2 separate regions of the Homo sapiens genome follow, and region 1 is linked to region 2. A link is an interaction called in ENCODE POLR2A ChIA-PET data of the cell type or tissue named here. Cell type or tissue: endothelial cell of umbilical vein. All regions are shown on one strand. Each heading gives the region's core, and the rest is flanking DNA. Links, peaks and the distances in the headings are about the cores only.

What was found. Peaks named below come from ENCODE experiments on the same cell type or tissue, not always from the same donor. Only the 100,000 strongest peaks of a DNase experiment are listed, where the experiment ranks them.
Region 1: POLR2A ChIA-PET joins it to region 2 with 12 read pairs; 4 of 35 experiments call an interaction of 5 or more read pairs at or near these places.

Annotation. Positions count from the first base shown.
Region 1 is chr12:112,375,306-112,391,089 of GRCh38, forward strand. It overlaps HECTD4 (HECT domain E3 ubiquitin protein ligase 4), which reads right to left and starts at 7,126. Exons shown (of 76, transcript NM_001388303.1): 1 at 6,647-7,126. The coding sequence starts at 6,823. RefSeq lists enhancers at 5,084-5,584, 6,770-7,269 and silencers at 6,277-6,766, 6,777-7,046, 7,157-7,446. In endothelial cell of umbilical vein, for the core only: no CTCF peak of the experiment used is centred there; a DNase peak (open chromatin) is centred at 7,146; H3K4me3 peaks cover 1,831 bases; H3K27ac peaks cover 741 bases.
Region 2 is chr12:112,453,788-112,467,476 of GRCh38, forward strand. PTPN11 (protein tyrosine phosphatase non-receptor type 11) reads left to right here. Exons shown (of 16, transcript NM_002834.5): 5 at 777-893; 6 at 2,163-2,276. LOC124903023 (a long non-coding RNA gene) reads right to left here. Exons shown (of 3, transcript XR_007063466.1): 3 at 3,963-4,117. Among named protein-coding and RNA genes, the nearest start is that of PTPN11, 42 kb to the left of the region's middle. In endothelial cell of umbilical vein, for the core only: no CTCF peak of the experiment used is centred there; no DNase peak of the experiment used is centred there.

The sequences.
Region 1 (15,784 bases), core at 5,587-8,086, 73 kb before region 2:
TTGGATTGTTTCCAGCTTTGGGCAATCACAAATAAAGCTGACTTGAACATTCACGTTCAAGTCTTTGTGTGGTGTGGGGCGGGGTGGAGAGGGAGTACTTAAAAGCAAACACAATGAAATATGAGAAGCACTAACCAAAATGCTTAAATTTAAAATGAACTTCAACTGTGGAGTAAGAAATATCTTAGCCACCTTGGGTAAGTCAATCAGCTTCTCTGTCAATACTCTTATATACGATGCCTGCTTGTTCCCAACCGCAGTTTGTAAAGAAAAATGGAATAGGAAGCAGAATGCTTTTGGAATTCTCACAAGTAAGCTATTCCTTCTTTTCCCCCTCTTAAATTCCCTTTATCTTAAAAAGAATAATGTTCTATGAAATGCAATGCAAAATGCAATAACATTTGAGATGTTATTTTTGAGTTATTGCTTTTTTATTTCTCTTAAATGTATATTTATTTCAACATTTTAAAAAAATTTCCTAAGCCGGTCGTGGTGGCTCACGTCTGTAATCCCAAAACTTTGAGAGGTAGAGGCGGCTGGATCACTTGAGGTCAGCAGTTCAAGTCCACCCTGGCCAATATGGCGAAACCGCATCTCTACTAAAAATACAAAAAAAAAAAAAAAATTAGCTGGGGTGAGGGTCGCTTGTAATCCCAGCTACTTGGCAGGCTGAGGCAGGAGAATCCCTTGAACCTGAGAGGCAGAGGTTGCAGTGAACCGAGATACAGCCATTGCACCCTAGGTTGGGCAACAGAGCAGGACTCCTGTCTAAAAAAAAATAATAATAAAAATTCCTATATGCCTTTTGCTTTCCACCAGCAACATAAAATTAAAATAAATACAAACGGCTATTTTTTCTTTTTTTTTCTCTTTGCCTTTTTCCACATGTTCTAACAAATGGCTATTTTAAAGAATAAGCAAAAGCCTCACTCTGCATTCTTTTTTTTTGTTTTGTTTTGGAGATGGAGTCTCACTCTGTGGCCCAGGCTGGAGCGCAGTGGCCTGATCTCGGCTCACTGCAAGCTCCGCCTCCTGGGTTCACGCCATTCTCCTGCCTCAGCCTCCCGAGTAGCTGGGACTACAGGCGCCCGCCACCACGCCCGGCTAATTTTTTGTATTTTTAGTAGAGACGGGGTTTCACCGTGTTAGCCAGGATGGTCTCGATCTCCTGACCTCGTGATCTGCCCGCCGTGGCCTCCCAAAGTGCTGGGATTACAGGCATGAGCCACCACGCCCGGCCACACTCTGCATTCTTAATTCACTCATAGTAAGATCCAAAGCCCTCACCTACAAGGATCTACTTGATTTGTATCCCCTGCTCCCCATCTCTCCTCTCCCCTTTAGCTTACTGGGCTCAGACCTCCAAATATGCTGAGGACGCTTCCCTCTCAAGGACTTGGCTCTTGCTGTCGTCTCTGTATGGGATGTTCTTTCCCATATGGTATACTCCCTCCCTCCCTTCAGGTCTCTGCTCAAAAGCCATCCTGGGCTTTCCTTTTGTGTCCACCCTATATAAAACAGGACAGGCTGGGTGCAGTGGCTGACGCCTGTAATCCCAACTCTTTGGGAGGCGGAGGTGGGCAGATCACCTGAGGTCCGGAGTTCAAGACCAGCCTGACCAACATGGTGAAACTCATCTCTACTAAAAATACAAAAATTAGCCAGGCGTGGTGGTGCGTGCCTGTAATCTCAGCTCCTCAGGGGGCTGAGGCTGGAGAATCGCCTCAACCCGGGAGGTGGAGGCTGCAGTGAGCAGAGATGGCACTACTGCATTCCAGCCTGGGAAACAGAGCAAGAATCTCTGTCTCGAACATAAATAATTAAAAATAAGATAAAATAAAACAGGACAGTTGGCTGAGTGCAGTGACTCATGCTGAGCACTCTGGGAGTCTCAGGTGGGAAGATCACTTGAGGCCAAGAGGAATTCAAGACCAGCCTGGACAATATAGCAAGGCCCCAACTCTAATAAAAAAAAAAAATAAAACAAAAAAACGGAGCCCTCTTTCCAATGCTCTCCATCTCTTTACTGAGCTATACTTTTCTCTTTAGCACTTATCATTTGCCTCTATGTCATGTTACATATTTGTCATTGTCTATATCATCCCACTAAATTATAAGCTTTTTGAGGACAAGGATTTTATTTTATCCACTGCTATATCCCCAACATCCAGGACGGTTGGCCCAGCTCACTCTAAATTCCACCAATACTTGTTGAATGAATTAGTTGATTAAACATTATTTATTGCTTTAAAAAAAAATCTGTTTAGAAATTTACTGGGAAGAGGCCGGGTGCGGTGGCTCACGCCTGTAATCTCGGCACTTTGGGAGGCTAAGGAAAGCAGATTATTTGAGGTTAGGAGTTCGAGACCAGCCTGGCCAACATGGTGAAACCCAGTGTCTACTAAAAATACAAAATTAGCTGGGCATGGTGGCACATGCCTGTAATCCCAGCTAACTGGAAGGCTGAGGTAGAAGAATTGCTTGAACCCGTGAGGTGGAGGTTGCAGTGAGCCGAGATCGCATCACTGCACTCCAGCCTGGGTAACAAGAATAAAACTCGGTCTCAAAAAAGAAAGAAAGAAAGAAAGAAAAAGAATTTACTGGGAAGAAAAATTTTAATTCAAATACTCTGGATCTGCTTAAATTAAAATACTAAATTCATGTTGATCTACTTCTTAGGAGGGATTCTTTCTTTAGATTGACTTTGAGCAGCGCTTACAGGGTGAACAGAACACTGGAATCCAAAGGTAGAAAAGCTAGGGTCTAGTCATTGCCCTGCCACAACTAGCTATGCTATAGTGACTAAGTCATAACCTCATCTTCTGATCACTGAGATCTCCTGATCTCAGAGAACTTCTTTCTAAAATGAGGGACATTATTATCTCTAAAGTCTCTTCTGCTCTAAAATTCTAAGACTCTTTTTTTCTTTTTTTGACGGAGTCTCGCTATGTTGCCCAGGCTGGAGTGCAGTGACGCGATCTCAGCTCACTGCAAGCTCCGCCTCCCGGGTTCACACCATTCTCCTGCCTCAGCCTCCCGAGTAGCTGGGACTACAAGCGCCCGCCACCACGCCCGGCTAATTTTTTGTATTTTTTTTTTTAGTAGAGACGGGGTTTCACTGTGTTAGCCAGGATGGTCTCAATCTCCTGACCTTGTGATTCGCCCGTCTTGGTCTCCCAAATTGCTGGGATTACAGGCATGAGCCACTGCGACCGGCGTAAAATTCTAAGACGTCTATTGCACTCTTCTGCAGTAAGGTTGCCAGTCATAATTAGTCAACTTGAGTCCCGTTCCTCATAATCCGAAAGTGTTAACTGAAGGATTCTATATATTATAAAACTCTGTGGAAAATGGCCATTATTCACCCAGATGTCCACTGGAAGGAGAGGCTTGAAACACTGTATTTCATAGGTGTGGTGGTATTTCAAAAGATAGCTTTTAAAAAATTAATAAACCGGCCAGACGCTGTGGCTCACGCCTGTAATCCCAGAACTTTGGGAGGCCGAGGCGGGAGGATCACAAGGTCAGGAGATTGAGACCATCCTGGCTAACATGGTGAAACCCCGTCTCTACTAAAAATACAAAAATTAGCTGGGTGTGGCGGCATGCGCCTGTAGTCCCAGCTGCTGGGGAGGCTGAGGCAGGAGAATGGTGTGAACCCAGGAGGCGGAGCTTGCAGTGAGCTGAGATTGTGCCACTGCACTCCAGCCTGGGCGACAGAGCAAGACTCCGTCTCAAAAAAAAAAACCAAAAATTAATAGACCACGAATCTTCCTCAAATATGAAAAAGAAACAGTTACTAAAAGAAAATAGAGATTCTTCCTTCTGTAGCCAGTTATGAAATTTAAAATAATTGCAAATAAAAATACTATACATGCATGGAGGCAATAAAATATTATGATGAGGAGCAGATGTGCAGTGAACAGAACTAGGTTAACGTGCAAGCTCTTCATGTGCTCTTGAACAAGTCGAATACCTACTCTGCACTTCCTTCATCTGTACAATGAGTGCAATATTTCCAATTGTTAGGCTCTTTTGAGAATTTAATAAAATAATGCCTGACATGTAGGATACATTTAATCAATATTATTAAGTAATTAAATATGTGCTGGGCATGGTGGCTCATGCCTGTAATCCCAGCACTTTGGGAGGCCAAGGCAGGCGGATCACCTGAGGTCAGGAGTTCGAGACTTGCCTGGCCAACATGGCAAAACCTTGTCTCTACTAAAAATACAAAAATTAGCCCGGCATGGTGGTGTATGCCTGTAATCCCAGCTACTTGGGAGGCTGAGGCAGGAAAATTGCCTCAACCCGGGAGGTGGAGGTTGCAGTGAGCTGAGATGGAGCCACTGCACTCTAGCCTGGGCAACAGAGAGAGACCCTGTCTCAAAATAAAAAATAAAAAGATTTTTTATATATATATATATATATGTGAATACACCCACACAAACACAAATCTAATAGCCACAAAAACATTCTTAGCTATCTATTTCTCCTGATACCATGGAGCCTGTATAACATGGAAAGAATGAAACAAGTTATTCACTACTACCAGTCATAAATGTTTATCACCCATACACATACTAGTTGCTGAGAAATCAGACCATAAATTTAAAAAGCAATTAAAAAAAAAAATCTAGCAGGCCAGAGAGGTTCTTTCCTTTGAAAACCATTCTTCTGTGGAAATAGCTGACAAATTCACGCAATACATTTATAAACATTTTAGGAAAACCAACATCACAGATATTTTAACTAATCCTACTCTTTCTAATCCTAAAAATAAACTACATAAATGACATATATGTATAAATTTTGGTTCTGTGAACTTGGATTAGTCTTTAAGAAACAAAGAGCATAGGCACGGCATAGTGGCTCACGCCTGTAATCTCAGCACTTTGGGAAGCCAAGGCAGGCAGATCACTTGAGGTCAGGAGTTCGAGACCAGCCTGGCCAACATGGTGAAACCCTGTCTCTACTAAAAATACAAAAATTAGCCAGGCATGGTGGCGCGTGCCTGTAATCCCAGCAACTCGGGAGGCAGAGGCAGGAGAATCGTTTGAATCCGGGAGGCAGAGGCTGCAGTGGGCTGAGATCGCGCCACTGCACTCCAGCCTGGGCGACAGAGCAAGACTCGGTCTCGGGGGAAAAAAAAGAAAAGAAAGAAACAAAGAGCATCCACTTTCCACCTTTCACACACAACACAGCCAATTAAATCAAAAGATTCCACTATCATAGCATAATACCCCTTGAGTTTTCAGGCAGATAAGACACTCAGACACACCTTGCTTGTTATAGAACAGGCCCAAATGAGACACAATAAAACGATGATTCCATGTTAGGAATTCCCTACCAACCATATCCTCCTCTTTTTGGTGACTAGATTGTAAAATAAGTCAATTAAGAGTTCATAACGGAAGTGCTGAAGCAACCGCAAATCCAGACACAAAAATACAGTGGAACGTATTCGCATCTCAAGCACGTCCAAATGTCTCGGCCAATGTGATCCGATCACTGCCGTTTCCAGAAACACACAGTAATGGCTTTTAATTCATTTCTATAAATGTTCGTTGTGCGTAAAGCCAAACTGCACGCAAAACCGCAAAACACAAAAGATCCCTCGCATGCCGTTTATAGCCAGAAGATAGGCCATCCTCTCTGCGCCCTACCCCAGAAAGCTCTCCTTACGGCAGTAAAAATTTGATGACACCCCATGCTACCTACACATCAAAATGTCATCCCACAAAGTGGAAGGGGAGCAGTGTCAGCATCCGTTGGCCTCCATGAAACGACACTGCCAGTATTCCCACCTCTAGGCAAACACGAACCCAAGTGAAGTCGATGGAAAGTTCCCACCAACCAGGCATATTTGGTTCCCTTCTGCCCCCAAGGCCAAGCAGCTCAACTGATGAGATCTGCTGTTGCACCTGCCACGGCTCTGAACCCGGGATGCTTGGCGACCCCCGGGGCACACAAAAAGGCCCTGCGGCCTAACGCGCCAGTGACCCTTCCCCGAGAGTGCATGGAGGGCCGCTGGAGCATCCCTCTCGCTGTCCACAGCGCCCGCTTCCCTGACAAAGGCCCCGTGTCAATCCATCCGAGACACAACACAGAGAAGTTGCTGGATTGCCCATCGCGGACCCGCAGCTGCCACTACCCTCTCCCGGAAAAAAACCAAACCAAACCAAACAAAAAAAACAGAACTAGGGAAGAAAAGGATGGGAGGGTACACAGCGTGAAAATCAAAATGTTCCCAAAGCTAAGCAACCTGGGTGTGCCCTGGAAGTGGGTCCTGGGGGCCCGTGGGGGAGGGGAGGGAGGGCCCGGGTGGTGGCGGTGGCTCCTCTGGGGCATGAAGGCCGAGCCAGGCGCTAGCCTAATAAAATGCCGGGTGTCGGAACGCTCAAAAGAAAACCACAAATGAAATCCCCTGCGGGCGCCAGGCCCCGAGGAGGGAGGGAGGGAGAGCGGGGCGGGCGGTCCGCAGACCTGCGGCCGCGGCCCCACCTGCCCGCCCCGCGCCCACACACACCTGCCCCGGCAGCCGCCGGGAGGCGAGGCCGCGGCTGAGGCGAGGAGGGGGCCCGACCCGGGGGTGCCGGGCGAGTGGGTCAGTCCGATGGCGGGGGCCGGGGGCCGCCTCGCTCACCTCCAGGTCGGTGTCCGCGGCCTCTGGGGCCCCGAGGATCTCGCTGGGCAGCTCGGCCAGGTCGGTGACCCGGATCAGCCCGTCGTGCAGGAAGATGGTCTCTTCCTTCACCGAGAGCCACTGCGCCGAGTCAGCGGCCGCCGCCGCCGCCGCCGCCGCGGCCGCCGACGAGCCCATGGCCCCGGCTGAAGGCTTGGCGCTGAGGAGCAGACGCCCGGCCGGGGGAAACGGAGCAGGAGCCGCCGCGATCACCAGTCCATGGCAGCGGCCGCCGCGCCCGCCAGCGGCGCCCCACTTGCTGCCTCGCCCGTGCAACTCCGCCCTAGGCGGTCCGAGTCGCCATACCCCCGACCCCGGCCCGGGAGACCCCGGCCCTGCCGCCGCCGCCGCCGCCGCCGCCGCCGCCGCCCTCAGGAGCAGGATCCGCCTCTGCCGCTCGGCAACCAACTGTCAGTGAGACGCCATGTTGGGGGCGGGGCTCCCGGCATGCCTCGCGGAGCGGACAATACAGGCCCCGCCCGCCGCTCCGCCCACCGCTCCGCGGACGAGGCCACCCGGGTGGCCTGGACGTCCGCCTAGCCCTTCGCTGCCGCCTGCCCTCGGCCTGACCTCCGCCGGCCCCTTCTCCCCCTGGCCATTCAGGGTAGCCCTGGCTTTGCAGCGCGCCAGGGAAGAGGACGCCGCTTCCCCCGTCCTGTCCCTACTCAGGTGTGCACCCCTTGCTCGGGCCCGCGCCCCCACCCTGGGCAGAGCATAGAGATCACTCCTTGTTTTCACGTTTAAATGAGATGCAAGCAAAAGGCTGGCGCAGAATAGGCGCTGCACACTTGTTCATAAGCACTTGGTAGAATCACATAGTAGATGATTAATATTGACTGAAAAGTCTAGTACCCAGTAAGCACTCAAAACCTGGTGAAAATAAAGCGTCTGTCCACAATGCTTGGTGCTCAATGCCCGACACTTAATATGTGCTCCATGAGTGGCAATTCTAATTATTGCTATGTTCGTTCCATCAGTGTTCCACACTAATTGACATACACCTTAAAAATATGCTCACTAGGCCGGGTGCGGTGGCTCACACCTGTAATCCCAGCACGGAGGTCAAGGCAGAAGGACTGCTTGAGCCCAGAAGTTTGAGGCCAGCCTGGGCAACATAGGGAGACCCCATCTCTACAAAAAATAAAAATTAGCGGGGCAGGGTGGCAAGCGTCTGTAGTCCTGCTACTCGGGAGGCTGAGGCAAGAGGATCTCTTGAACTCAGGAGGTGGAGGCTGCAGTGAGCTATTATCTTGCCACTGCACTCCAGCCCGGGCGACAGAGGGAGACCCCATCCCTCCCTCCCCACCAAAAATATATATATGCCCACCAGTGCCATTTTATAAAAACAAGAAAGGAAAACTATATGTATAAAGAACAATGCATGAACAAATACACACCAGATGTTTAAGGTGAGTTGCCATGGGAGTGTGGGGCTGGTCTGGAACTACTGAGATGAGATTGTTCTCTATTACTTGTATATTTTTATCACTTAAAAAATAATAAAACAGGCCGGGCACAGTGGCTTACACCTGTAATCCCAGCACTTTGGGAGGCCAAGGTGGGCAGATCACCTGAGGTCAGGAGTTCGAGACCAGCCTGGTCAACATGATGAAACCCTGTCTCTGCTAAAAAAAATACACAAATTAGCCAGGAATGGTTGCACATGCCTGTAGTCCCAGATACTCAGGAGGCTGAGGCAGGAGAATAGCTGGAACCCAGGAGGCGGAGGTTGCAGTGAGCCGAGATCATGCCACTGCACTCCAGCCTGGGCAACAGAGCAAGACTCCATCTCAATAATAATAATAATAATAATAATAACAATAACAATAACAGGAGAACATTAAGGTGCATACCCTTTGATCCAGCAATTCAACTTTGAGGAAGTTGTCTGAAGGAAATAATCAGACTCGTAGTCAAGGATGGATATACAGGGTTGTGTAGCTCAATATTGTTTACAAAAGGAAAAACTTATCAATCTAGATGTCCAACAATATGGGGCTGGTTAACTAAAATATGATATATCCATAAGATGGAATATTATGGCCGGGCACAGTGGCTCACGTGGGTAATCCCAACACTTTGGGAGGCCAAGGCTGGCAGATCTCTTGAGCCCAGAAGCTCGAGACCCCCTTGGGCAACATGACAAAACCCCGTCACTACAAAAAATACAAAAATTAGCCAGGCGTGGTGGTGCACACCCATAGTCCCAGCTACTCAGGAGGCTGAAGCAGGAAGATCGTTTGAGCCCAGAAGGCAGAAGTTGCAGTGATTCAGCTAAGATTATGCCACTGCACTCCAGCCTGGGCAACAGAGTAAGACCCTGTCTCAAAAAAGAAGAAAAGAAGAGGAAGAGGAGGAAGAAGAGAACAATAAATCCAGCAGTTCAGAGTTGATCAGAACCATGGAAACAATAAAACAGGCAAGTGTAATGGAATGGCCATTTCATCAAATCCTCCCAAATGTCTGAGAGGGGGAGTATTATTATTCCTACTTTCAGCTGGGAAGTCAAGACTCAGTTAGATACTTTGCTCAATGTCACAAAGCCAGTAAACATCAAAGCTCAGATGTAAACCCAGGTCTGTCCGATTTTACAACTTCAGCTTCCTTATTTTGACTGTAAGAAAACTCCTTCATTCCTTTTTTTTTTTTTTTTGAGACGGAGTCTTGCTCTGTTGCCCAGGCTGGAGTGCAATGGCATGATCTCGGCTCACTGCAACCTCTTGACTCACTGCAACCTCTGCCTCCTGGTTTCAAGTGATTCTCCTGCCTCAGCCTCCCGAGTAGCTGGGATTACAGGCGTGCACCACCATGCCTGGCTAATTTTTGTATTTTTAGTAGAGACGGGGTTTTACCATGTCGGTCAGGCTGGTCTCGAACTCCTGACCTCGTGATCTACCCGCCTCGGCCTCCCAAAGTGCTGGGATTACAGGTGTGAGCCACCGCGCCCGGCCCTTCATTCCCTTTTCCAAACCTAATAACAACTATCTATCACAATTAAAAATATATATATAGGCTGGATGTGGTGGCTTGCACCTGTAATCCCAGCATTTTGGGAGGCTGAGGCAGGCAGATCACCTGCGGTCAGGAGTTCGAGAGCAGCGTGGCCAACATGGCAAAACCCTTTCTCTACTAAAAAATATATAAAAATTAGCCAGGTGTCGTGGCGTGCACCTGTAGTCCCAGCTACTCAGGAGGCTGAGGCAGGAGAATCACTTGAACCCAGGAGGCGGAGGTTGCGGTGAGCCGAGATAGCGCCATTGCACTCCAGCCTGGGCAACAAGAGTGCAACGCTGTCTCTAAATAAATAAATAAATAAATAAACAAGCAAAATTAGGTGAGCATCGTGATGTGCAGCTGTAGTCCTAGCTACTTAGAAGGCTGAGGTGGGAGGATTGCTTGAGCCCAGGAGGTTGAAGCTGCAATGAGCCATGGTTGTGTCACTGCACTCTAGCCTGGGTGACAGAGAGAGACCCTGTCTCTATTATTTATTTTATTTTATTTTTTTTGAGACAGAGTCTTGCTCTGTCACCCAGGCTGGAGTGCAGTAGTGCAATCTTGGCTCACTGCAACCTCCATCTCCTGGGTTCAAGTGATTCTCCTGCCTCAGCCTCCCGAGTAGCTGGGATTACAGGCATGTACCACCACGCTCGGCCAATTTTGTATTTTTAGTAGAGGCGGGGTTTCACCATGTTGGTCAGGCTGGTCTCAAAGTCCTGACCTCAGGTGATCCACCCACCTCGGCCTCCCAAAGTGCTGGGATTACAGGCATGAGCCACTGCGCCTGGCCCATTTTATTTTATTTATTTATTTCGAGATGGAGTTTCACTCTGTCACCCAGGCTGGAGTGCAATGGCTAGATCTTGGCTCACTGCAACCTCCGCCTCCCGGGTTCAAGTGATTCTCCTGGTTCAGCCTCCCGAGTAGTTGGGATTACAGGCACCCACCACCACACCCGGCTAACTTTTGTACGTTTAGTAGAGATGGGGTTTCACCATGTTGGCCAGGCTGGTATTTTTTCATTTTTAAAAAAATTTTTTTAGAGATGGGCTCTGCCTGTGTTGCCTAGGCTGATCTCCAACTCCTAGCCTCACGTGATATTCACACCTTGGCCTCCCCAAAGCACTGGGATTACAGGCATGAGCCACTATGACCGGCCCATCACAATTTTTAAATGCTTAGATTCAGGACTCTAACCATCTTAAATAGTTCAGATAAAATTTCTTCTATACTTAGTCTTATTTCTTCTACTCTTAATGATGTTTTAAGATCAGGAGTCAAGGTGCCCAGGAACTCTTGTCCTTCAGCCTAAGTGATGAAAACAGCACAGATCTAGGGCTTAAAGTCTTTAGACTGCATAATGAATAGTTATTTAATATTTTAGCAACAGTAATTAATTAGTCATAGGACTGCATGGCTGCCACTGCACCATGATGAGGCAGCTGATGAATTAATATTTATAGAACCCCCTCCGGAAAGGAGACCATTTAGTAGGGATTTCTAGAACAGATCAGCAAGACAAAGAAAATGCCTGGTCAAAAGAACTTTAGGTTGGAAGCTACGAGGAAGAGAATCTGTATCTAGTCTAGACAACACACACATACACACACAAGACATTCATTTATAGGAAGGAAAGATTTATGGCTTATGACTTCTTTTCTTTGGAATCGTCATTTCTACTCTTCTATTCAAGAATGGGGGATCAGGATGGGAAAAGGAGCAAGAGAAAGTGTTGGCTGGGCAACCCTAAGTTAGAAGCAGAGAAGAAATATGAGGAAAATAGGAAGAATAGCTATGACTAGGTTGGACCTCAGTTACTCCTGGGAGGCATCTCCCCAAGAGGGAGCAGCAGGCTTGTTGATGGAGATCATCTCCCTCCTGCCCCAGCTGCTGACGTGATACTCGCTAGCCCTGGCTCAAGCTGGGGCCCCTCTGGGATTTTGCAATATCTCTCCCTTCTGCTGGTTTTCTATACCAGCTGACTGTCTAAAATGACTTCGTAATCCTTCCTGGGTCCAAAAATATGTGAGTGTGGTGTGAAGATAAGTGGTCCTTGATAAACTTTATTAGAGCTTAAAGGTGGTTTTAGATGAGGCAGCCATGTTAATTTTTAAGGCCTTTCAAAACACCAAGGAAAAAATACACACACACACACACACACACACACACAGAACCTATGGGGGAGATTGATTATTTCCGTCTTACTAATTACAGTCTCAAAGAGGAAACACACACACCTACTCAAAATCTTTTTTCCAAGTGTTCTGGTAGGCCCTGTTCATATTTTTATTTCAAAGAAGATTATTTTGGCTCATGGGTGGATCTATGTGGTAACAGGGAAAAGAAATCAGATGAAAGAGATATTTGAAAACGAGGAGGGGGAAATTCTCCTTGGAGCACCACTGAATTGCTAAAACTAAAGGACGGGTCTCCACATTGATGAAAAGCCAGAAGATGAAGCAGCATTAAATGCCTTTCTCATTTGAAAAGATCATCAGCAGCAGGGAGCTCTGAAAGATGCTATGTCCTCCATCGCCACCTTGTGTGCATCACAGGCCTTGCTGCACTGGGATTTGTAGTTCAGACTTGGAAATTTGCTAACATTCGTCTCCTGCAAAAAAATTAGATTAAGAAAAAGTTGTGGCCGGGCGCGGTGGCTCACGCCTGTAATCCCAGCACTTTGGAAGGCCGAGGCGGGTGGATCACGAGGTCAGGAGATAGAGACCATCCTGGCTAACACGGTGAAACCCCGTCTCTACTAAAAATACTAGCCGTGCGCGGTGGCAGGCGCCTGTAGTCCCAGCTACTCGGGAGGCTGAGGCGGGAGAATGGCGTGAACCCAGGAGGCGGAGCTTGCGGTGAGCCGAGATCGCGCCACTGCACTCCAGTCTGGGCAACAGAGCGAGACTCCGTCTCACAAAAACACAAAAAAACAAAAACAAAAAGTTATGGCTCATGCCTGTAATCCCAGCACTTTGGGAAGCCGAGGTGGGCGGATCACCTGAAGTCAGGAGTTCGAGACCAGCCTGGCCAACAGGGCAAAACCCCATCTCTACTAAAATTACAAAATTAGCCAGGTGTGGTGGTGCGCGCCTGTAATCCCAGTTACCCAGTTACCAGGAGGCTGAGGCATGAGAATCACTTGAACCCGGGAGATGAATGTTGCAGCGAGCCGAGATTACGCCACTGCACTCCAGCCTGGGCAACCTAACGAGTCCATCTCAAAAAATAAAAATAAAAATAAAAATAAAAAAGTTGTTAGCACAAAGGAAAAGTGGACAAAAGATATTATTGAAGAGTTTTCACTCAAGGAAAAGCAAACACTGTACGTTTTTGTTCCTTCAGTATTCATTAAATGCCTACTCTGTGCCAGGCAGAGTTAGGTTTGAGGATCGAGTTCCCAAGGAGACTGGCAGCTTCCCTTTCTCATGAAAGACAGGGAGGCTGCTTGAAGGAATCATTCCAACGGGGATGAGAAGTCCGGGCACCTAGTCTGGGGGTGAGGTTCCCGGAAGATGTTGAGTTTAAAGCTGGTAACTGCTACGTATGAGTTAATGAATGTGAGGATGGTGGGGGAAACTTCAATACTATTATTCACCAAAAAAAGCACATGCAATGCAGTGTGGTGTTTGAATCATGGACTGCTTGGATTTGGTCCCAGATCTTTTGCATGTTACCATGAAGAAGTAATTCCACCTACCTGTTTCCCAGTTTTCTGGGATGATGGTGGTGGTATCTACCTTCATAAGTAAGCAAGGTTGGTTCCTTCTGAGGATTTTTTGTTTGTTTCTTTGTTTGTTTGTTTGAGACAGGGTCTCAGTCTGTTTCCCAGGCTGGAGTGCAGTGGTGCGATCTCAACTCACTGCAACTTCTGCCTCCCAGGCTCAAGTGATCCTCCCGCCTCAGCCTTCTGAGTAGCTGGGACCATGGGCATGCACCACCATGCCTGGCTAATTTTTGTATTTTTTTGTAGAGACAGGGTTTCGCCATGTTGCTCAGGCTAGTCTCGAACTCCTGAGCTCAAGCAACTGCCCACCTCTGCCTCCCAAAGTGATAGGATTAGAGGTGTGAGCCACCACACCTGGCCCTTCTGAGAGTTTTGAAAGAAGAATCTATTCCAGACCTCTCTCCATGGCTTGTAGATGACCATAGTCTTCCTATGTCTCTGTATATTGTCTTCCCTTGGTGTGTGTCTGTGTCCAAATTTGTTCGTCTCTCTCTTTTTTTTTTTTTTTTTTTGAGACAAGGTCTCACTTTGTTGCTGGAGTGCAGTGGCACGATCACGGCTCACTGCAGTCTCAGCCTGCTAGGCTCAAGTGAACCTCCCTCTTCAGCCTCCCTAGTAGCCGGGACTACAGGCATGTGCCACCACACCTGGCTAATTTTTTTTTTTTAAAGATGGGGTCTTGCTGTGTTGCCCAGGCTTGCCTACAACTGCTGGACTCAAGAAGTCCTCCCGCCTTGACCTCCCAAAGTGCTGGGATTACAAGCATGAGTCACCACACCTGGCCCAAATTTTCTCTTTTTACAAGAACATTAGTCATATTGGATTGGGCCCCCATCTTAAGGACTTCATTTTAACTTGATTCTCTCTCTCTCTGAAGACCCTGTCTCCAAATAACATTACATCCTGAGGTACTGAGGGTTAGGACTTCATCATGTAAATTTTCAAAGGGACACAGTTCAGCCCATAACAGAAATGGAGCTATGATTCCCTGAGATAGGAAGTATTAGGGAAGAAACATGTGGGGAAGGAGGGCAGAGAACCAAGAATTGGAAAGAAAAACAGTTAAAGTCATGAGACTATTCATTTATAATGATTTACATTTTATGGGATCTAATTACACTAAAGAGCTTCTGCACAGCAAAAGAAACTACCATCAGAGTGAACAGGCAACCTACAGAATGGGAGAAAATTTTTGCAATCTACTCATCTGACAAAGGGCTAATATCCAGAGTCTACAAAGAACTCAAACAAATTTACAAGAAAAAAACAACCCCATCAACAAGTGGGCGAAGGATATGAACAGACAGTTCTCAAAAGAAGACATTTATGCAGCCAACAGACACATGAAAAAAGGCTCATCATCACTGGCCATCAGAGAAACGCAAATTAAAACCACAATGAGATACCATCTCACACCAGTTAGAATGGCGATCATTAAAAAGTCAGGAAACAACAGGTGCTGGAGAGGATGTGGAGAAATAGGAACACTTTTACACTGTTGGTGGGACTGTAAACTAGTTTGACCATTGTGGAAGACAGTGTAGTGATTCCTCAGGGATCTAGAACTAGAAATACCATTTGACCCAGCCATCCCATTACTGGGTATATACCCAAAGGATTATAAGTCATGCTGCTATAAAGACACATGCACACGTATGTTTGTTGTGGCACTATTCACAATAGCAAAGACTTGGAACCAACCCAAATGCCCATCAATGATAGACTGGATTAAGAAAATGTGGCACATATACACCATGGAATACTATGCAGCCATAAAAAATGATGAGTTCATGTCCTTTGTAGGGATATGGATGAAGCTGGAAACCATCATTCTCAGCAAACTATCACAAGGACAAAAAACCAAACACCACATGTTCTCACTCATAGGTGGGAATTGAACAATGAGAACACTTGGACACAGGAAGGGGAACATCACACACCGGGGCCTGTTGTGGGGTGGGGGGAGGGGGGAGGGGGGAGGGATAGCATTAGGAGACATACCCAATGTAAATGGTGAGTTAATGGGTGCAGCACACCAACATGGCAAATGTATACATATGTAACAAACCTGCACGTTGTGCACATGTACCCTAGAACTTAAAGTATAATTAAAAAAAAAAAAAAAATATATATATATATAAAGATTTACATTTTAAAATAAAATAGGCTGGCTGTGGTGGCTCAAGCCTGTAATCCCAGCACTTTGGGAGGCTGAGGTGGGCGGATCACTTAGGCCAGGAGTTTGAGACCAGCCTGGCCAACATGATGAAACCCCGCCTATACTAAAAAAAAATACAAAAATTAGCCGGGCATGGTGGCGGACCCCTGTAATCCCAGCTGCTTAGGAGGCTGAGGCACTAGAATCACTCCAACCC
Region 2 (13,689 bases), core at 59-2,558:
TACAGGTGTGTGCCACCATGCCCAGCTAGTGTTTGTATTTTTTGTGGAGATGGTGTTTTGCCGCATTGCCCAGTGTGGTCTTGAACTAGTGCTCAAGAGGCCTGCCTCCTTCAACCTCTCAAAGTGTTAGGATTACAGATGTGAACTACTGTGCCTGATCCAAAGTCAGATTTTCTTTGCTTACTTAGTCAAGTTCGTCTATGCTTTTATTATACTTAATATATTAGTATAGTTACTGTATTAGTATATTAGCATATTTAATATATTATTATACTTATCATACTTGAGTATATTGAGTATATTTACACTTTTAGTATATTTGTATACACACACCACATTTTTATTATTTATCTTTTTTTTGAGACAGAGTCTCCCTCTGTCTCCCAGGCTGAAGCACAGTTGGCTCACTGCAACCTCTGCCTCTTGGGCTCAAGTGATTCTCGTGCCTCACCCTCCTGAGTAGCAGGGATTACAGGTGTCCACCACCAAGCCTGGCTAATTTTTGTATTTTTAGTGGATATGGGGTTTTACCATGTTGGCCAGGCTGGTCTCGAACTCCTGACCTCAAATGATCTGCCCGCCTTGGCCTCCCAAAGTGCTGGAATTACTGGCGTGAGCCACTGCACCCAGCCTATTATCTGTCTTTTGATGGACATTTAAGTTGTCTCTATATACTAGCTATTGTGAATAATGCTGCAGTGAACATGAGAGTGCTTGAAAACACTAATGTAACATAAAGGTAACAAATAATAAATGTCATGTGTTTATCTTGAAAGGAACTGAAATACGACGTTGGTGGAGGAGAACGGTTTGATTCTTTGACAGATCTTGTGGAACATTATAAGAAGAATCCTATGGTGGAAACATTGGGTACAGTACTACAACTCAAGCAGGTGAGCAGATTGGAAAGCTCAAGCTTTCTCCTTAAAAACTTAAAACAAATCCTAATAGAGAATTTTGCAAACATACAGAGGTAGACAGAATAGTATCATCAGCCTCCATGTACCCATTGCAGCTTCAACTATCAAATCTTTTTTTTTTTTTTTTTTTTTGAGACAGTCTTACTCTGTCACCCAGTCTGGAGTACAGTGTTGCAATCTTGGCTCACTACAACCTCTGCTTCCTGGGTTCAAGCGATTCTCCTGCCTCAGCCTCCTGAGTAGCTGGGACTACAGGTGCCCACCACCATGCCCGGCTAGTTTTTGTGTTTTTAATAGAGATGGGGTTTCACCATGTTGGCCTGGCTGGTCTTGAATTCCCGACCTCAGGTTTTCTGCCCGCCTTGGCCTCCCGAAGTTTTGGGATTACAGGCGTGAGCTACCACGCCCGGCCCTAAATCTTTTCTTATTATGATTCCACTCACTGACTGCCGCTATAGTACTTGGAAACATATTCCAGATTTATATTATTCCCATATTTATCTGTAAAAGGCATTACAGAGGTTCTTTTTTTTTTTTTTTTTTTTTGAGATGGAGTTTTGCTCTGTCGCCCAGGCTGGAGTGCAGTGGCGTGTTCTTGGCTCACTGCAACCTCTGCGTCCCGGGTTCAAGAGCTTCTCCTGCCTCAGCCTCCTGAGTAGCTGGGATTATAGGTGGTGCCACTACACCCAGCTAATTTTTGTATTTTTAGTAGAGATGGGGTTTCACCATGTTAGCCAGGCTGGTCTTGAACTCCTGACCTCAAGTGATCTGCCTGCCTCAGCCTCTCAAAGTGCTGGGATTATAGGCATGAGCCACTGCATCTGGCCTAAGGCTGTACAGAGTTTTAAAGCAAGTTTTCATTATAGATCCACTTCTGGTTACCTTTAGGTAACCTCACTTATTCACTTTGGCATTGTTGCTATTTCAAATTTCACCTTTATGATAGTGGAAAATGATATAATCTCTCTAAATAATGTGGTCTATTCATAAAGAAAAATAGGCTTGAATTTATATCAGCAGAGTAAAGTGTATGTGAAGACTGAAGAAAGATACATTTTCTGGCTGAACAGAAAACACGGTGAAACGATTTGAAAACTTTTATTGTGAATTACAGGGTCCTATGAACCCTCTGTCCGTGCCTTTATGAATATCAACATAGACATGTTTTTTTTTTTTTTTTTGCATTAACACCGTTTTCTGTAATATTTTCTTTATTTTACATCAACTGCTGTACTCGATCAGCCCCTTAACACGACTCGTATAAATGCTGCTGAAATAGAAAGCAGAGTTCGAGAACTAAGCAAATTAGCTGAGACCACAGATAAAGTCAAACAAGGCTTTTGGGAAGAATTTGAGGTAAGTTATTAAAAAACTGTTTTTACGTGAGTTGTTATATCCTATTTTTAGTGGAGGAGAAGTTGCTCTTGTGTTTGGAATTGGACCTGAGAGACTTGAAACTGACGTCCTTTTTTAATTCGGCCATTGATTGACACGGAGCAAGTTGCTGAGAGGGCTTCTTCGAAACAGAAGAGCATTGTGTTCTGAGGGAAGGGAGTTGGCAGTGAGTAGTCAATGGATGTGCTAGCCGCTCCATTTGGCTCTTTTGGTTTGGACTGGTGGCAAAATCTCAGAGAAACAAAAGGATCTAATTTCTTCGAAAGATTTCCAGCATGCACTGGGGTCTTTAGAAACAATCTATAGCCTTAGTGCAGCAAATGAGTATGAGTAAAAGAGAAACACCTTGTGGTGGCTTTTTTTTTTTTTTTTTTGAGACAGGGTCTCGCTCTGTCGCCGAAGCTGGAGTGTAGTGGCGTGATCTCGGTTTACTGCAGCCCCGTCCTCCCTGGGCTCAAGTGATCTTCCCATCTCAGCCTACTGAGTAGCTGGGACTACAGGCACATGCCCCTATGCCTGGCTAATTTTTGTATTTTTGGTAGAGATGAGGTTTTGCAGTGTTGCCCAGGCTGGTCTTGAACTCTTGGGCTCAAGTGATCCTCCTACTTAAGCTTCCCGAGTAGCTGGGACTACAGGCACACGATACCATGCCCATCTAATTTTTGTATTTTTTTGTAGAGATGGGGTTTTGCAGTGTTGCCCAGGCTGGTCTTGAACTCTTGGGCTCAAGTGATCCTCCAGCTTTGACGTGCCAAATGTGGTGGCTTTAATTTCAGAGTTCAAATTGATAACTCTGGTAAGTTAAGTGAACTGATTTCTTTTTTTTTTAAATTATTTTTGTTGATTATACTTTAAGTTCTGGGATATATGTGCAGAACGTGCAGGTTTGTACATAGGTATACATGTGCCATCATGGTTTGCTGCACACATTAACCCATCATTTAGGTTTTAAGTCCTGCATGCATTAGGTGTTTGTCCTAATGCTCTCCCTCCCCTTTAATGCATCAGTGAAAAAGTGATGATAGGCTGGGCGTGGTGGCTCACTCCTGTAATCTCAGCACTTTGAGAGGGTGAGGCAGGTGGACCACTTGAATCCAGGAGTTTGCCCCCATCCCCAGACAGTGTGTGTGATGTTCCCCTCCCTGTGTCCATGTGTTCTCATTGTTTGGTTTTCTGTTCCTGTGTTAGTTTGCTGAGAATGATGGTTTCCAGCTTCATCCATGACCCTGCAAAGGACATGAACTCATTCTTTTTTTATGGCTGCATAGTATTCCATGGTGTGTATGTGCCACATTTTCTTTATCCGGTCTATCATTGATGGGCATTTGGGTTGGTTCCAAGTCTTTGCTATTGTAAATAGTGCTGCAATAAACATATGTGTGCATATGTCTTTATAGTAGAATGTTTTATAATCCTTTGGGTATATACCCAGTAATGGGATTGCTGGGTCAAATGGTATTTCTGGTTCTAGATCCTTGAGGAGTCACCACACTGTCTTCCACAATGGTTCAACTAATTTACACTCCCACCAACAGTGTAAAAGCATTCCTATTTCTCCACATCTTCTCCAGCATCTGTTGTTTCCTGACTTTAAGTGAACTGATCTCTTTCCTGAAACTAACTTGGGTTGGAGAATGTCCCTGATGGGAATGTGCTGTGTTCCCATTGCACTCTTCTATATCACTTACCCATTGACAATGTGATCTCTTTCATTTTCTCCTCATCCATTTGACAGAAAACTTCAAAAACAAGGATTCTGGCATATTTACCTTTGCAGTTGTCCCCAGCATGTAGCACGGTGCCTAGTACACAGAAGAAACTCCATAAATGTTTGTTGAATGAGATTTACATTTAACTCATGTTTACATCATTTTATTTTCCTGTTCTGTTTTATGGGAATGATTATTCTATGCTTTTTGAGGACTACAATTTATAAATATTTGTGGATTGAATGAATAAGTGAATACTGGGCAAATAAAGTCCTTTTAGCCAGAGTATGTCTGAACAACTTGCTGAGATAGATATGATTTCCCATTTTCCAGCTGAGGGGCCTAAGGGAGGTTAAGTAAATTATTCAATCTTCATACCACAGTTTTTGTTTTGTTTTGTTTTGTTTTTTTTCCTCCTGAGACAGAGTCTCACTTTGCTGCCATACTGGAGTACAGTGGTGCAATCATAGCTCACTGCAGCGTCCAACTTCTGGGCTCACGCCATCCTCCCACCTCAGCCTCCTGAGTAGCTGGTACTACAGGTGTGCACCACCATAGCCGGCTAATTTTTCATTTTTTGTAGATATGGGGTCTCACTGTGTTACTCAGGTTGGTCTTGAACTTCTGAGCTCAAACAATTCTCCTGTCTTGGCCTCTCAAAGTGTTGGGATTACAGGTGTGAGCCACTGTGCCCGGCCCATACCACAGATATTGATTGAATTCCAGCAGTGGGGAGGAGTGTGGAATAGAACATTCTCAGTCCTTGCTCAACATTACTGAACAGAGACTTGAATTTGAGTTTATTCTCTCATCCCAGGCTTCGCGTTAGGCTCTGAAGACACTAGTGAACAAGACAGACAGGGTTACTGCCTTTAAAGGGAGCTTTTAGTTGAGAGAAGGAAAACAGTGATGAAAAGCATCAGTGAAAAAGTGATGATAGGCTGGGGCGTAGTGGCTACTCCTGTAATCTCAGCACTTTTAGAGGGTGAGGCAGGCAGCTCACTTGATTCCAGGAGTTTGAGACCAGGCTGGGCAACATGGTAAAACCCCGTCTCTACAAAAAATACAAAAAGTAGCTGGGTGTGGGGGTGCGCACCCACAGTCCCAGCTACTCTGGGGGTTGAGGTGGGAGGATTGCTCGAGCCTGGGAGATTGAGGCTGCAGTGAGCTGAGATCACGTCACTGCTCTCCAGCCTGAGCAACAGAGCCAGAACCTGTCCCAAAAAAAAAAAAAATTGATGATAAACATAGTGAGACAGAATTTTGAAATCTCAGCCTCACTGTTGCCTTCCTTGTCCCCTGCCTGCCTAAATAATAAAAGGCAGCATTTCAGCAGTCATTCATTTCATTACTTTCACTTCATTTCACCTTCATAAAGCCTCATGAGGTAAGATGGGAAGATACAGAAGTTTTAGAAACCGCTCATCAAAATTGAATGGAAAGCCGATTGTTCCAAAACTTTTTAGTGTGGAAAATTTCTATTATATGCAAAAGTAGAGAGAATGGGATAGTTATAGCAGTATACCTGACACCCAGCATTAACAACTGTTGATAATATGGCCAATCTTTTTCGACTCTGCCCCACTCACTTCCCCAGCCCTGACTTGTCTTGAAGCAAATACTTTTTTTTTTTTTTTGAGATAGAGTTTTGTTTTGTTTTGTTTTTTGTTTTTGAGATGGAGTCTCACTCTGTCCCCCAAGCTGGAGTGCTGTGGCTTGATCTTGGCTCACTACAACCTCCGCCTCCTGGGTTCAAGTGATTCTTGTGCCTCAGCCTCCTGAGTAACTGGGATTACAGGTGTGTACCACCATGCCCAGCTAATTTTTGTATTTTTAGTAGGGACAGGGTTTTCACTATGTTGGCCACGCTGGTCTCAAACTCCTGACCTCAGGTGATCCGCCTGACTTGGCCTCCGAAAGTGCTGGGATTGTAGGTGTGAGCCACTGCTCCCGGCCTTGAAGCAAATCTTAACACATCATTTCGTCTGTAACTATTTTATTTCAAAAAATTATAACCTGAATAGCATTATCATATCTAAAACTATTAACAGTATTTCCTTAATATTAACACATATCAGTCACATTTTCCTGATTGCTACACACACACACACACACACACACACACACACACTTGCAATTTGTGTTTTTTTCTTTTTAGATGGATCTCACTCTGTTGCCCAGGCTGGAGTGCAATGGTGCATTCTCAGCTCACTGCAACCTCCACCTCCTGGGCTCAACTGATTCTCTTGCCTCAGCCTCCTGAGTAGCTGGGACTACAGGTGCCCACCACCTCACCTGGCTAGTTTTTGTATTTTTAGTAGAGGTGGGGTTTCACCATGTTGGCCAGGTTGGTCTCAAACTTCCGACCTCAGGTGATCCACCCACCTTGGCCTCCCAAAGTGCTGGGATTACAGGCATGAGCCACTGTGCCCAGCAGCAATTTGTTTGAATTGGGAGTGCTTTCTTCCACCTTGATTATGAAAAAATTTCAAATGTGTATAAAACAGATTCATATAAAGGATCCTGATATGCCATTATCAGCTTTATCAATTATCCCTGTCATCATATTTTTTATTTATAAATATTTCAATATTTGTGGAATCCTTAAAAATGCATCACATAACCCAACATTGTTCATATTATACCAATTGTCTTATAATTTAAAAATATTTTGTTCAATCATTTTTCAGATAAGCTTCACACACTGTGGTTGGCTAAGTCTCATAATATTTCTGTTGTAAAAATCTTAAGTCTGGGCGTGGTGGCACACGGCTGTCATTCCAGCACTTTGGGAGGCTGAGGTGGGCGGATCACGAGGTCAAGAGATCGAGACCATCCTGGCCAACATGGTGAAACCCGGTCTCTACTAAAAATACAAAAATTAGCTGGGCGTGGTAGTGCGTGCCTGTAGTCCCAGCTACTCGGGAGGCTGAGGCAGGAGAATCGCTTGAACCCAGAAGGTGGCAGTTGCAGTGAGCCGAGATCGCGCCACTGCACTCCAGCCTAGAGACAGAGTGCGGCTTCATCTCAAAACGAAACAAAACAAAACAATCTTAAGTCTCTTAGAATACTTTGATGCCCCTTCCATCTCTCTTTTTCTGTCTTCCTTCCCCCTCTCCCTGTCTTTTCTGCTGTTGAAGAAAGCAGATCATTTGTCCTGAGAGTTACTTATAGTCTGAATTTTGCTGAGTGCCTCTCTGTGGTGGACTTAAGCATGTATCCATCCCTTATATTTCTTGTAAGTTGATATATCTAGAGACTTCATTGGATACAAGTTTTCTTTGGCAAGATAGCATGTATGGTGGTGTATCAGGAGGTGTTTATGTCCTGTTGTTTCTTCTCTGATTTTCTTAGCAGCTCCTGATCATTATTACTTAGATCCATTAATTCATAAGGGACTATATGGTAGTGATATTGTAATTTTATCATTCTTCTTCATTTGTTAGGTTGGCATATTTCTATAAAAAGCTTTTCATCGCCGAGGGTTGATTTTTTCCTTCTTACTAAGCAGTTTTCTTTTCTTTTTCTTTTTTTTTTTTTTGAGGTAGGTCTCACTGTGTTGCTCAGGCTGGTGTGCAGTGGCGCAAACACACAGTTGCGAACTCTTGGGCTGAGGTGATCCTCCTGCCTCAGTTTCCTGTGTAGTTGGGACCACAGGTGCATGCCACCATGCCTGGCTAATTTTTTGATTCTTTTGTAGAGATGAGGTCTCACTTTATTTCCCAGGCTGGTCTTGAATGTCTGGGCTCAAGCAATCTTTCTACCTCAGCCTCCTGAGTAGCTGGGACTACAGGCACATACCACCATGCCCAGCTAATTTTTTAATTTTTATTTTTAGTAGAGATGTGGTCGTATTATGTTGCTCAGGATGGTCTCGAACTGCAGAGCTCAAGTGATCCTCCTGCCTCAGCCTCCCAGTGTGCTGGGATTATAGGTGTACTACAGGCAAGAGCCAATGAGCCTGGTCAGATTTTTTTTTCCTGATTTGAAATCTGTTATGGGTTCAATTGATACTTCCAAATCAAACTCAGGGTTTCAGGATTTTTACTAACCTCATTGATCTTACCCATGTATCTCCTTTCTCTAATGCCAAAAATCCTACTTCTTGAAGCCATAATAAGATTATTCATTTGTTTTATCCCACATTACACACAACAATCTTAGAATAATGACTTCCCAATAATATGATTACTGAAAACAGTTTAATTTTTTTTGCGCTTTTCAAAAAAATCCTTCAGAGATGTGTAGTCAAGTTACTGTATTCTGCTGGGCACAGTGGCTCACGCCTATAATCCCAGTACTTTGGGAGGACAAGAAGGGAGGATCGCTGGACCTCAGGAGTTTGAGACCAGCCGGGGCAATATAGTGAGACCCTGTCTCTACAAAAGAAAATTAAAAATTAACCAGACATGGTGGCATGTCCCTATAGTCCCAGCTATTGAGAGGCTGTGGCGAGAGTAGGCTTAAGCCCAGGAGTTTGAAGCTGCAGTGAGATACGATTGTGACACTGTACTCTAGGGTGACAGAGCAGGGACCCTGTTTTTAAAAAAAAAAAATGAAAAAACTTCCTGTGCCTTAGACTCATTTGTAATCGTCCTTCTCTCTGTGTGGCTATATGCTAACTGGGTATATGGTTAGTTTATTTGTTTCATTTAAAAAATCTCTTTCTGTTAAGTTTTATTTATAATTACACAAATACTGGCTTTGATAGTCAAATTGAAAAAACAAAGTGTATTCAAAGAAGTCTACCTTCTATCCTTGTCCTTTCCTATGTTTTAGCCATAGTATAAAAAGTTATGGTTTATCATTATATTTCAAAAATATAAGAAGATATTCCCATATCCCACTTTTTCTTAAACAGTAGCATAACTTTACATACTTTTTTCTAACCTTGCTTTTTTAAATATCCTGGACATCCTGGATATCCATAATAGTGTCTAGAGATAGTCTTCATTCTTTTTTTACTGTATAGTAATCCACTGTGTACTTGTACCATAGTTTATTCAACCTATTGATGGGCATTTGGGTAGTTTCCAAATGTATCACAGAGAGGATTACAGTGAATAGCCTTGTGTATGCATCCTGCTTTACTTTTGCTGACTACTGGTAATATTAACATTTTTTATGTTCTGTATTTAAAAAATGGTGGTTATTATTCATCTATAACTTTTATTATACATGACTTTGGTTAGCATGCTTTAACCTTTTAGCATAACATTTGCAAGCTACTTGTTTTAATTAAAATTTTGGTTAAATGTAAAAAATAGTGAGCTATTTTGTAATCTAGATTCAATAGAATCTTATACTTCCTTTACAAATGATAGCTGAGTTGATCATTTGTGTAAATGACTGTGAACTTAAAAATTACAGCATTTTTTAAAATAAATTTTTTTAACATTTTAAAATTATTTAAAATAATAGACACACAAAGTAAAAAGAGAAGAAAAAAAAAAGAGACAGGGTCTTGCTATGTTGCCCAGGCTGGTCTCAAACTCCCAGGCTCAAATGATCCTCCTGCCTTGGCCTCCTAAAGTGTAAGCCACCACACTTGGCAAAAATTAGTTTCTTTAAAACAAAAACATTACAGGTTATCTGGTACCATGGTAGCTTCTTTAACACTAGGTTCACTTAGAACAAAGCTTAGGAACAAAGTCAGACTTTCACAAAGAGCTTGTGTGGCAATGGGGTATTTTTTGCAAATTCCATTGGTGGGGTCAAGATGTGAGTTTAGAAGGAACTCTTAGCCTGACTCTTCTGGCCATGGAAAAAGATGGTTGCTTCTAAATGCTGACCTGGTGATTTTACACTGTCACATCTCAAATTGTGGTCATCTTTTATACATTATTAACAACAAAAGGGAAAAATTGAGTTGACTTTAAGAGGAAGTGGAAAATAACGAGATCACATCTGTACTCTACAGGCTCTCCACAGAGGTCAGACTGAGGTGGTAAAATTGTTGTGCACTAAATTAGGGCATTAACGTTTCATGGAAACTGAAGCTATATCTAAATAGCTGATGGCCTGCTTTCTAGATCTCCTATATACCTGCTTCTCAAATTCAGTCTGTTTTAAAAAATTGCCCTTTGAGGTTGGAACCAGCGAAATAAGGCTGAAAACAGAATAAGCCATTATTGAAAAAATTAGGAACTTGGAAGCAGATACTCATAATCTAAATCCTCTGAAGCTAAAGTTTGATCCACAATAGCAAAGCATTATCATTTTAGTGATTGTACCTTAGTTGTTTCCTGGCAGGTGATAAATTTGGGATCACTTTCTTCTTACAGTGTGCTCTGATAGTCTTTAAAACAAACCAGAGCTCTAAATTGTAATGCCATTGGTAATTTAACTCTGATTTGTCTCTATGCCTGTCTCCTGGTGTTCTGTAAAATTCTACACGTCATTTCAGGTATCACTATCCAGAAGACGTTACTTTTGCCTTTGATGCACTTTAAAATGTGAAGTCTCTTGTGAAGCTCTTTGGTTATTTTCTCCTTTGCTGCTGAAATAAATTCAGGTTGATGATTTTCTTGTAGGATATGTTGTGTGATCTAGACATTGCAAACCCAAGTCTTTGATTTTTTTTTCCCTACAGATTGCCTGTTTCTTTTTTATTTTAATTTTTATTAGTTATTATTATTTTTGAGATGGAGTCTCACTCTGTCACCCAGGCTGGAGTGCAGAGGTGTGATAGCTCACTGCAACCTCCACCTCCCGGGTTCTTGTGCCTCAGCCACCCAGGTAGCTGGGATTACAGGCACGTACCACCACTCTCAGCTAATTTTTTTGTATTTTTAGTAGGGATGGGATTTCTCCATGTTGGCCAGGCTGATCTCAAACTCCTGACCTTAAGTGATCTTCCTGCCTTGGTCTCTGAAAGTGTTGGGATTACAGGTGTGAGCCACTGTGCCTGGCCAGTTATTAATTTTTTTAAAGAGATGGGGTCTCACTATCTTGCCCAGGCTGGAGTGCAGTGGCTCTTTACAGGCACTGTTGTAGTGCACTGCAGCCTTGAACTCCTGGGCTCAAGTGATCCTCCTGAGAGGCTGGAATTACAGGCACACACCACTGTGTCCAACAGATTGCCCATTTGTGATCTGTGTAAATATCTCTCACTTCCTGCAGTATCTCTGCTCAAGAATGTAAAGAGATGGATAATATTTTTAGATTTGTTGAAACAAAGTAAAGTTCTGCTCAAATGAGAATGACACTAACTAAATGAAAAGGCCGGTTATAATTCTGTAATTTTGTGCCTGCAATGTGTGTGTTATTGTACACTTGAATCGGCCCTGTGCATTGTGGCGAGGTGCATATTGCATGGTTGTATTGAAAAGGTGCTTGGGCCGGGCGTGGTGGCTCACACCTGTAATCCCAGCAATTTGGGAGGCTGAGGCAGCTGGATTACCTGAGGTTAGGAGTTCAAGACCAGCCTGGCCAACATGGTGAAACCCTGTTTCTAGTAAAAAATACAAAAAATTAGCTGGGTGTGGTGGTGGGTGCCTGTAATACCAGCTACTAGGGAGGCTAAGGCAGGGAGAATTGCTTAAACCTGGGAGGCAGAGGTTGCAGTGAGCTGAGATTGTGCCACTGCACTCCAGCCTGAGTGTATCACAAAAAAAAAAAAAAAAGGTTTTTGCCCTCTCTCTGTGCCTGCTGCTCCCTGTTGAGTCCTATAGGCCTGAGCTGCCAGGGGGTACTGTGGGCTGAGACTGGACATTGCAACCGACTGCAAGGCACCGTGGGACCCAGGTTGTGGATGGACTGTCTCTCGGGCTTTCTTCTTTCCATTCATCTTCCTCCTCTAACTCCCCTCTGTATCCAGTATCCTTGCTCTCCATACACCTGCTTCATTCTTTTTCCTTCAGTAGATTTTTCTGCTTCTTGACTTACAAACCCTACTTCTAGCCCCTTTCAGATATTGAAACTAGCAACTTTCAGGCTTTGTACCAAAGTCTCAGAGATTCTCATTGACTCGGATGCCATCCATCTCTAGTCCAAAGAACAATGTCAAGGACATGAACATGTGGAACAAAAGTGTCTGCTGTGGACACCTTTGGGGAGAAATAGTTTTCAGTGATGAGGGTTGTAGTGAGTTGGGCAGATATCCCAAAAATATCTGCCAAAAACTATAGACACTTCTGGTTGCAGTGACTTATTCCTTCCTTCATTCAGCAAATACTGATTGAACACCGACTGTATGTCTGGATCTATTCTAGGTTTTGGGGGTGGAGCAGTGAACAAATCAGTCTTTATCTTTATAGAGTGTACAGTCAAGTGGGAGAGACAGGCAGTAAACAAAGAAACAGTTCAATATTCAATCTGTGAGATGGTGATAAGTGCTACAGAGAAAACAAACTAGTGTAAGATAAAAAGGGTGTTTTGATAGGCCTTTACTATTTAGGTCTCTTTGATAAGGTGGCATTTGAACAAAGCTCTGAAGGAAATAATGGAGCCAACCATGCATATAACCTCAGGGAGAACATTCTAGGTAGAGGGAACAGCAAGTGCAAAGGCCCTGAAGTGGGGGTTTGTTTACCTTGTTGCACAATCTGCACACAGGCCAGTACAATTGGAATGGATGGGAAATGTAAAAGAGAGAAGTTGAAAAGGCCAGGTGCAGTGGCTCATGCCTACAATCCCAGCATTTTGGGAGGCTGAAGTGGGAGGAATTTGAGATCAGCCTGGGCAACAGAACCAGACCTCGGGCTAATTTTTGTATTTTTAGTAGAGACAGGGTTTCACCATATTGGCCAGGCTGATCTCAAACTCCTGACCTCAGGTGATCCTCCTGCCTCAGCCTCCCAAAGTGCTAGGATTACAGGTGTGAGCCATGGCCCCCAGCCGTATCTTTGTCTTAAAAAGTAATCTCTGTGCTTGGTAGGCCAAGAATTTAAAATATAAAAAATTTAAGAAAGAAAAAAAATAAGTAAAGTAACTATACAGGTTGGTCTGGCCGTAATGGTGAGTGTCATTATTTTTCTTCCCTAGGTATTTTGGCTCTGTTGCTCAGAGCAGTGCAGGCGAAATGGTCATTAGGGCATCGTCATGGTGCCTGGGGATGCCTGGCTCAGCCAGTTTATTTTCTGTCTGCCTCTCTCCTTGGTCCTTTTCCTCCACTTTCATTCATGAAATTCTAGTCAAGAGCTGGGTCCAGTGGTTTTCAATCCAAGGGCTTTGGAAGCCTCTGGGGTCTATTTTGGTCATTGCAGTCACTGGGCTGCTGCTCCTGGCATTTAGGTTGGCAGGGGTCTGGGCTGGGAAGCAGGAATGTTCAGTGGCCATAAATGTAAGGGTTGGTCTTACATTTACATAAGGGAGACAATGAAAACTTAACTCCTCCACAGTAGTGGAGTAGTGCCGTTGGGTACTCACAGTCAGTAGTGCCGTTGGGTACTCACATGTACAACATGGATCAGGACATTGACTTTCTGTGGATACCTTTTAATAGTTTATTAGATGTGTTAGGCTGTTTTGCACTGCTCTAAAGGAATATCTGAGTCTAGGTAATTTATAAAGACAAGAGGTTTAATTGGCTCATGGTTCTGAAGGCTGTACAAGCATGGCTCCAGCATCTGCTTCTGGTGAGGGCCTCAGGAAGCTTCCGGTCATAGTGGAAGGCAAAAGGAGGGCAGACGATCACATGGCCGGAGTGGTGGCAAGGGTGGGGT